Linked DNA regions of Homo sapiens: region 2 is linked to region 1. The links are chromatin loops, found by intact Hi-C in ENCODE. Cell type or tissue: dorsolateral prefrontal cortex. All regions are shown on one strand. Links, peaks and the distances in the headings refer to the core of each region. The heading gives the core; the rest is flanking DNA. Region 1 holds the start of MTF1 (metal regulatory transcription factor 1). Region 2 holds the start of SNIP1 (Smad nuclear interacting protein 1).

Region 1 (4,389 bases), core at 101-4,100:
TTGGATGCACAAATACTTAGCACTGTGTTACAATTGCCTGTAGTATTCAGTATAGTAACATGCTGTACAGGAGCTTAGGAGCAATAGACTATACCATCTAGAATTGTGTAAGTACAGGTTTGTGAAAGTTTAAGTACACGCTATGATGTTTGCACAATGATGAAATCACCTAATGACACATTTCTCAGAACATATCCCTGTCGTTAAGTGATGTGTGTCTTTAGTACCTTCTTTTGCTGAATCATTTCTTTTCTGTGTTTTTTCTTGCAGCTAGCATATTTGGCAGCTTATTGCTTCGAAACCCAGCTGGTCACCAAAAGCTTGATATGACAGAGAAGAAGAAGGCTCAAGAATTTATTCACCAGTTCCTCTGCAACCCACTCTGAGCCTCTCTCTCCTCCTATTTTACTTGAGGCTGCCAATTACCAGCCCCACCTGTTTCAGCTCAAGAGATGCCTTAAGATAATTATGTGAGGCCACTTGGTAGCAAGAATGGCAGCTATTTCCTGAGCCTAGTACCCCAATTAAGCCCACCATTGGTTAGCACACTCAGCGCTGTGAGTCGTGAAGACACGGGAGAAAATCCACCATAATAAAACTGACATTCAATTTTCAACTTTAGTTATTTAACACAGATTTTTTTATTTTTTATTTTTTTTTATTTTGAGACGGAGTTTTGCTCTGTCGCGCAGGGTGGAGTGCGGTGGCACGATCTCGGCTCACTGCAACCTCTGCCTCCTGGGTGCAAGCAATTATCCTGCCTCAGCCTCCCGAGTAGCTGGGACTGCAGGCACACACTGCCACGCCCAGCTAATTTTTTGCATTTTAGTAGAGACGGGGTTTCACCGTGTTGCCCAGGCTGTTCTAAAACTCCTGAACTCAGGTAATCTGCCTGCCTCGGCCTCCCCAAGTGCTAGGATTACAGATGTGAGCCACCACGCCCGGCCTTTTTTTTTTTTTTTTCTTTTTTGAGATGGAGTTTCACTCTTGTTGCCCAGGCTGGAGTGCGTTGGCGTGGTCTTGGCTCACTGCAACCTCTGCCTCCTTGGTTCAAGCAATTCTCCTGCCTCAGCCTCTCGAGTAGCTGGGATTATAGGCGTCCGCCACCATGCCTGGCTAATTTTTTTGTGTGTTTTTAGTATAGACACGGTTTCACCATGTTGGCCAGGCTGGTCTCGAATGCCTGGCCTCAGGTGATCCACCTGCCTTGGCCTCCCAAAGTGCTGGGATTACAGGCATGAACCACCACGCCTGGCCTAAAATGTTTTTAAATAACTGTACTTGTACTCACTCACCCTACCTCCAGGGCATAGTCAGTCTGGGCTGAGATCCCCATGATCAGATATTTGATGGAAAGTCCTGAAAGGCCAATGAGTTGGATGGCAAGAATGCAGGCAGAAGCTGCTGGATAAAATAGGCTACAGCCACCTCAGATGCTTTCAGTGCTCTGTCTGAGGATGTGTATATGCATATGCAAACTCGACCCCCGTTCCTGCCCAGATAATGGCTCAATAACTCTGAGGCTGGTTGCTCAGCCTCTGAGGGCAATACAGGCATTTAAAAAATTAAAATGACCAGGCACAGTGGCTCACGCCTGTAATCTCGGCACTTTGGGAGACTGAGGTGGGAGCATCACTTGAGACCAGGAGTTTGGGACCAGGCTGGGCAACACAGGGAGACCCCCTCTCTACAAAAACATTTTTAAAAAATTAGCTGGGTGTGGTGATGCATGCCTGTGGTCCCAGTTACTTGGGAGGCTGACGTGGGTGGCTCACTTGAGCACAGGAGTTTGAGGCTGCAGTGACCTATGACCACATCACTGTACGCCAGCCCGGGTGAGAGAGGGAGACCCCGTCTCTAAAAATAAAATGTAAAATCACTGAAAAAATGAGTGTTCGGTGAAACAAGTGGGATTTTCTGGGCCAGCAAGTCTTCCAAACTGTATATGATGCATCCTGTCTCCATGTGTAATATATTTTAATGATAAATGTATTTTTAACAGTGGCGGTTGTGTATGTTTTTATGTCTTAAGAGATGGCAGTTCGCTGCAGCTGGATTTTGTGGCTCAAGCCTTGGGGCCAAAGAGACATATTCCTGGCAGTCTGGTGGGTACCAGTCACTATTCACATACTTCCAGCAAGAAATGGTTATGGCACTGACCTGAACCCCTTGACCCCTGGTCTGGTCTTTGGAGTTGTCCCACTCTGAATATTCGAGAGAAGCAGCTTATGGTTAAAACAGGCAGTGGCAGCTGGGAGGATCTAACAGCTAGATCCTCCAGGCATTTGGAAAGGACAGGGGCATAACGAAGGCAGAATCGCTTCCTGGGTACGAATGCCCACTACTTCTGGGCACTGTGAAATGGGTTTAAGACGCGGGCCAGCAGGACAATGTGAACGGTGAAAGGAAGGGAGTGGCCGGTAGGTGGCGCTAACTGGCCCGGGCATGAGTCCCGCCGTAGCCGCGTCCTCTTGCAGGGGAAGAAAGTTGGGACCGCCAGCCTGGGCAAGCGCGTGAGAAGGGAGCTGGGGGTCCTAGGCAAGCGCGTGAGAAGGGGAAGAGGCGGCGGCGTCCTCTCCAGCTGGGCTTAGAATACTCTTAGTTCTGCCTTTGGGGTCTTGTCTTCCTTTCTGGGCCTCCTGCCTGTGTTAACTTTGATGGGTGCTGAAGGGAAGGCCGGGGTCCCGGCAGGAGAAACCCGGGAACGTCGCGGCCGTCCAGGCTCCCCTGGCGGGTTGGAGCCAGGGTTCTGACTGCCAACTGTGGTCCTTCCCGCTGCGGCTGTGGCTGCCAGGGCGAGGGCGGTCAGCGCAAACCTGGCTGAGGACATTTCGGATTCTTCCTTGGGGATTCGTTCCCTTCTCCTTGACTCCGGTGCCGCGAGGGCGACACCCTCCGGGCCCCGCGTGGCCACCCCGGGCGCTTCCCCACGCGGATGAACCCACCTCCTGGGCGCCTTCCCCTCGGTGCCCCGCTCGCCAATTGGAGGCTGCAGCTCAGCCCCCTGACAACCTGAGCCAACCAGAGGCGCCAGGGAGGGGCGGATCCTCTGTCCCCACCTTCCTCCGGAAAGAGGAAGCGGAAGTGACGTTAGGGGAAGGTGGGGGCAATCATGGTGCCGCTGGGGAGGGGAGAAGCTGCTGCTGCCGCCGTTGCCGGGAGCCGCGGAGGTAAAAGGCGAAACTAGACTCGGCCTGGGCTTGGGACTTACCGGGAGGCGCGGGACTTAGGCTCCCTCCTGAAGCATTTCCCAATAGAGACCTCAGTTTGGTCACCATAGGGACCCCACCCCTTCTCCGTTTCCATGGGGATGGGTATCCAGCCCCCCTTCCCTGTTTCCATGGAGACCCGGACCCTGCCCCTCTCCTCCTTGCTTGGAGACCCCCAGCTTGTCTTCGGATTTTTCTGTGTAGCCCTGTGCTGGGGGCTATCCCAGACAGGTTCCTTTTCCCAGCCTCCTCTCAAGGGGGCTCTGTTCGCACTCCTCGTTGGCTACCCTCAAACCTCCTGGTCTTGTTTGTTTCGGACAGTTGGTCTCCGCGTTGCCGCCGAGGGTGCCGGGGCAGCCCACTGGGGCCCTCGGTGCTCTTCTCTCTCTGCTCAGATGCAGCGAAATGTACATCTGTGGGGTTGCGTAAGCCAGAGCTAGGGGTCGGGCCGGTACCTCCCGGATCCAATCCTTTGGCCTGTCTCTGGTAACTGTCTAGCCATCCCACTAAGTAAAGGCTCACTTTCTAACCCAGAGCAGAAGAGAAAGATAAAGCGCAAAGCCAGACTGAAAACTAAAAGGGATGTGCTGATTATTTTAAAATTCTCTATTCTGCCTGCCAAACCCACATTTGTAGAGCCTGTGTTTGCAGATGAAGGAAGAATCACTATTCCAGAACATGAAAGCTTCAAATGTGGTATTTTTCTCAAGAGAATGTATCTTCCCAAGATAGTATATCTTCACGAGAGAGTAGGTAGCCATGTCTTTCAGTCATTTAGCTGACATTTCCTGAACTCTTATCATAGTATCAGTGTACTATGCTAGGAGCTGTAGAAACAAAAATAATAAGACTCAATTGATTCAGGGACGAGAGCCCACCACAGAACCATAACTTCTTGTTGACACCATATTGTTTTAGGACATAAATAGATACAGTGATCTTCGTTGTTTGTGCCTGATTGAGGAATAGCCCTTCCACCCAGAAGGTTGAAACATCTGTTCTAGGTAGGGGGGAAGGAATTCATACTTGTTCCTCTACTATTTACCAAACATTGTGCTTTACATATGTTGCCTCTTTTATTTCTTATAAAAACTTTGAGAGAACAGGAATTACTGGTCCCACCTTGCACGTAAGAAAAATGAGGCACAGAAAAGTTACCCATGTAGTAAAAGGCAAAGAC
Region 2 (4,389 bases), core at 298-4,297, 310 kb after region 1:
GGCAGAGGACAGTGGAGCAGCCAACACACAAAACTGCCGTTTGTGCATGGCTAAAGACTGTGGTGATTTTATAGCATCCTGGGCATTTCACATCCATGAAGTAGGAATTGGGGCTCTGCACCAGGCGTTTCTTCTTGTGTTTCCTCTTCTCCTCTTCTGGGGAGGGATGAAGGAGATCCTTTGCGAGAGGCATGTTCTCGTGGGTAGGTCGTCACCGCAAGAAAGGGCTTGTTTTGATTTTTAAATTGAGACGGAGTCTCTCTCTGTTGCCCAGGCTGAAGTGCAGTGGCGTGATCTCGGCTCACTGCAACCTCCGCCTCCCGGGTTCAAACGATTCTCCTGCTTCAGCCTTCTGAGTAGCTGGGACTACAGGCGCGTGCCCCCATGCCCGGCTAAATTTTGTATTTTTAGTAGAGACGGGGTTTCACCACGTTGGCCAGGCTGGTCTCGAACTCCTGACCTCGTGGTCCGCCTGCCTCGGCCTCCCAAAGTGCTGGGATTACAGGCGTGAGCCACCGCGCCCAGCCTGAAGTATTTTTCTAATTAAATGGAGAAATGACAAAGTAGGAGCCAATGGGAAACCTCCCCTTTGCCCCCTGAAGATTCGCTCAAAAATCAATTCACAAAAGGCAGATTAATTGGAGAAAAGGCATACAAATGTATTTAAAATGTATACACGGGGAGAATCACAGTATGATTACCCACCCCGAAAAGGGTTCAGAAGCTTATATACCCTCCTGGTAAAACAGGTTTGTGAGGGTGGGAGAAGGAGGAATTCTGTTCAGGGATTACTAGGCAGAATGAATGAATAAGGGAACAGAGATAAATTTGTAAATAGTTTTTTGTGTTTTTTTTTTTGTTTTGGTTTGGTTTTTTTGAAGACAGGGTCTCACTCTGTAGCCCTGGCTGGAGTGCAGTGGTGCCATCACGGCTCACTGCAGCCTCCAACTCCTGGGCTCAAGCGATCCTCCTGTCTCTGCTGGGACCACAGGCACGAGCCACTAGCCCCTGCCAAATTTAATTTTTTTGTAGAGACAGTCTTGCTATGTTAGGCAGTTTGGTCTCAAACTCCTGGCTTCAAGCGATTTTCCTGCCTTGGCCTCCCAAAGCGCCGGAATTACAGGCTGCAGCCACCGTGCTCGGCTGTAAATAGCTACTTTTGACAGTATAAGGGTCTCTGGTCAGGTGTGATTACATTCTTGGGTGGAGAAGAAAGAAACAATTATTCCTTTTGGTAGTCTGGATCTTAGGCAGATAAAGACCTGTGCTTTGGGAGAGATGATGGGCACTGGAAAGGAACATTGAGGCTTCTTCAGTTCAGCTTGTCAGTGAGCCGTATTTTGGGGTTTTGGTTTCTGAGCCCCAACAGCATTGCAGAAAGTTCAGGAAATAGAAGAGGAAAAGCTAATGATTTGAAAAGCTAATGATTTGCCCATGGGTTATCATCTCTGATTGCATTTCCATTTCTTCCTCCCTTCTATTTCCAAATGTAAATGTAATTATAGTTTGCACACAATTTTGTATCCTGCTTTATCGTTAACAAGTCAGGGTTTTTAAAGTTTGTAAATGGTTTACTAATGGCCACATAACACCCATTAATTTGGCTAACTTCCCTACTGCTGGTATTTACATTGTTTCCACGTTTTGTAATTACTAATAATGTGGCAACAAACAGCCTTGAGAGGTTTGCTTTTTCCCAGTTTTTGTTGTTGTTTGTTTTTGAGACATCTCGCTCTGTTGCCCAGGCTGGAGTGCAGTGGTGAGATCCCTGCTCACTGCAACCTGCGCCTCCAGTTCAAGTGATTCATTTGCCTCAGCCTCCCGAGTAACTGGGATTGCAGGTGCGCGCCACCACACCCGGCTAATTTTTGTATTTTTAGTAGAGACGGGGTTTTGCCATGTTGGCCAGGCTGTTCTCTAACTCCTGACCTCAGTGATCCGTCAGCCTCGGCCTCCCAAAGTTCTGGGATTACAGGCGTGAGCCACCACTCCCAGCCAGAAGTTTGTTTTTGAAACTTGAAACTCCCGCCACCCAAGCCTGTCGCTGCGGCCACACCCACTAGGGAGTAGTCACGTGTTTAACCTTTGCCGCGAGGATTTCTGGGAGCCTGGGCACCCCGGAAGCGGAAGTCCAGGAGTTAAACTCGTCATTTCCTCCAGCTAGAGGAGCTCAACTGATCTGTTTTCTTTCGCCCAGCCAAAATCACAGAATGAAGGCGGTGAAGAGCGAACGGGAGCGAGGGAGCCGGCGAAGACACCGGGACGGGGACGTGGTGCTGCCGGCGGGGGTGGTGGTGAAGCAGGAGCGTCTCAGCCCAGAAGTCGCACCTCCCGCCCACCGCCGTCCGGACCACTCCGGTGGTAGCCCGTCTCCGCCGACCAGCGAGCCGGCCCGCTCGGGCCACCGCGGGAACCGAGCCCGAGGAGTTAGCCGGTAAGTGGGGGAGCAGTCCAGGATGGACATTGGGTTGGGCTCATTCAGAAAGGCGGGCAGGGCTAGCGTCCGAAACAGGTTTTGAATGGTGGGCGCAGCAGCCCGGACTTAATCCTGAGGGGCTGTTGAGAGTGATCCAGTCGTGCTTGTGTTATGCTTGCTCTGTCACTTGCATTATAGCTCGGTGTTCAACGCCTAATGACTAACCGGCAGGATCCCACTCCTTCATTCTTGTGTTCCTAGCACTTCGAAGAGTGTGGCCCAACAGATAGCACTGATAATCTGTTAAATTGGATTGAGATTTTCCCCATCCCTCCCACAAATGGAGTGTGGGCGTTGTCTTTCCGGTTACCTGCCAGAAAGGTTTTCACATCGAGGTCTAAGCGAGCTACCTAACAGAAACTGGGGAAAAAAAAAAAGTTACTTCTTGCTAGACTCATTTATTTATGCATTCATTCACCATAGTTTTACTGAGTGCCTATTAAGTGTTAAAGACTGCCCTAGGTATTGGGGCTGCAAGGGTGATTCAGTTAGATGATCTTCACCGATGCCAAATTGGCTATGCTCTAACCCTGAGACATGATAAAAAAATAAACAAAATAGTTTCAGTTAGTAACAAGTATTATTGATAGATTAAAACAGTAATGTGATAGTGAGAGATTGGAGAGAAGAGGGAGGAGGACTCTCTAAAGAGGTGCCATTTGAGCCCAGACCTGACTGATAAGAATGATCCAACCTCTTAAAGATCCAGGCAGAGGAAACAACATCTGCAAAGAACCTGAAGTAGAATGAATTATGATTGAAATGGGAAAAAGCCAGTGTCGGTGGATTATAGTGGTCAAGAAGGTGGGTGGTAGGAATGAGATGGCACAGGGAGGAAGTAGAACCACAGGATGGAGGGATTGTTATTGATGGTAGGGGTGTTGGTAGTGAAGGATAAAGAGTCAAGGGTGACTTACGGATGGTGATGCCAATCAGCGAGATGGCAAGGAGTAGGAGAGGAAAGGTTTTTGAAGGGTTGGGAATTAAGAGTTATGTTACCTAAGTGAGAAGGTTCAGTAGACAGTTGTCTATGTGAGTATGGAATGCAAGGGAGATGTTAGGGCTAGGAAAGTGAACCTCGTGACTCCTTTAATGTGACCGGCAGAGACCTTCACAAATGCGGTGTTTGTGTTAGTAGGTAAGCCTGATACTGGAAGCTAATTTTTATGGGGGAAGGGAAATTGCGATAAAATCCTGTGTACCATGCTCTGAATAGGTCCCCACCCAAAAAGAAAAACAAGGCCTCAGGGAGAAGAAGCAAGTCTCCTCGCAGTAAGAGAAACCGAAGTCCTCACCACTCAACAGTCAAAGTGAAGCAGGTAAGTGGATTGGGGTGTTTTGATGGGTCCAAATTGAGAGCCTTTTCCTATCACAGCTAAAGAGGAATGTGTGTGTGTGTTGTGTGTGTGCACACATGTGCACGTACGCTCGCCTACATCTCTACTTGTACCTCCGATGGGCTTTTCTGAAAACTGGCTGTATTTATTTTTTCTGCTTGTTTGCTTAAATTAAACTTTTTATTTTGAGATTATTATTGGTTCACATGCAGTTGTCAGAAATAATTCAGGGAGATATACTCTTCCTGGTTTCTCCCAGTGGTAACATCTATTCATAACAGAACTGTGGTACAATATCATCATCAGAATATTGACATCGATATAGTCAAGATAACATTTCCTTCACCGCAAGGAATACCTCGTGTTGTCCTTTTGTAGCCAAACCCACTTATCTCCCACTTTTATCCTTCCTTAACTTCTGTCAACTTCTAATCTGTTCTTCATTTCTATAATTTTGTCATTTCAAGAATGTTATGTAAATGGAATCATACAGTATGTAACCTTTAGGATTGTCTTTTCTCACTCAGCAGAATCCTTTGGAGATTGATTCAGGTTGCATCTCTCAGTAGTTTGTTC

What was found. A loop is a pair of places that touch in the nucleus more often than their neighbours do. Peaks named below come from ENCODE experiments on the same cell type or tissue, not always from the same donor. Only the 100,000 strongest peaks of a DNase experiment are listed, where the experiment ranks them.
Region 2: a loop joins it to region 1, with 2.4 times the contacts of the local background. A loop is called at or near these places in 7 of 110 quality-filtered maps.

Annotation. Positions count from the first base shown.
Region 1 is chr1:37,858,312-37,862,700 of GRCh38, reverse strand. MTF1 (metal regulatory transcription factor 1) reads left to right here and starts at 3,109. Exons shown (of 11, transcript NM_005955.3): 1 at 3,109-3,170. It overlaps INPP5B (inositol polyphosphate-5-phosphatase B), which reads left to right. Exons shown (of 24, transcript NM_005540.3): 24 at 271-2,004. The coding sequence ends at 386. RefSeq lists a silencer at 2,843-3,172. In dorsolateral prefrontal cortex, for the core only: a CTCF peak has its summit at 2,432 (motif pointing right); DNase peaks (open chromatin) are centred at 2,440, 3,030 and 3,587; H3K4me3 peaks cover 2,007 bases; H3K27ac peaks cover 1,924 bases.
Region 2 is chr1:37,552,051-37,556,439 of GRCh38, reverse strand. SNIP1 (Smad nuclear interacting protein 1) reads left to right here and starts at 2,147. Exons shown (of 4, transcript NM_024700.4): 1 at 2,147-2,434; 2 at 3,693-3,795. The coding sequence starts at 2,211. It also overlaps the pseudogene RPS27P9. RefSeq lists an enhancer at 1-893 and a silencer at 2,365-2,424. In dorsolateral prefrontal cortex, for the core only: a CTCF peak has its summit at 2,100; a DNase peak (open chromatin) is centred at 2,099; H3K4me3 peaks cover 1,841 bases; H3K27ac peaks cover 550 bases.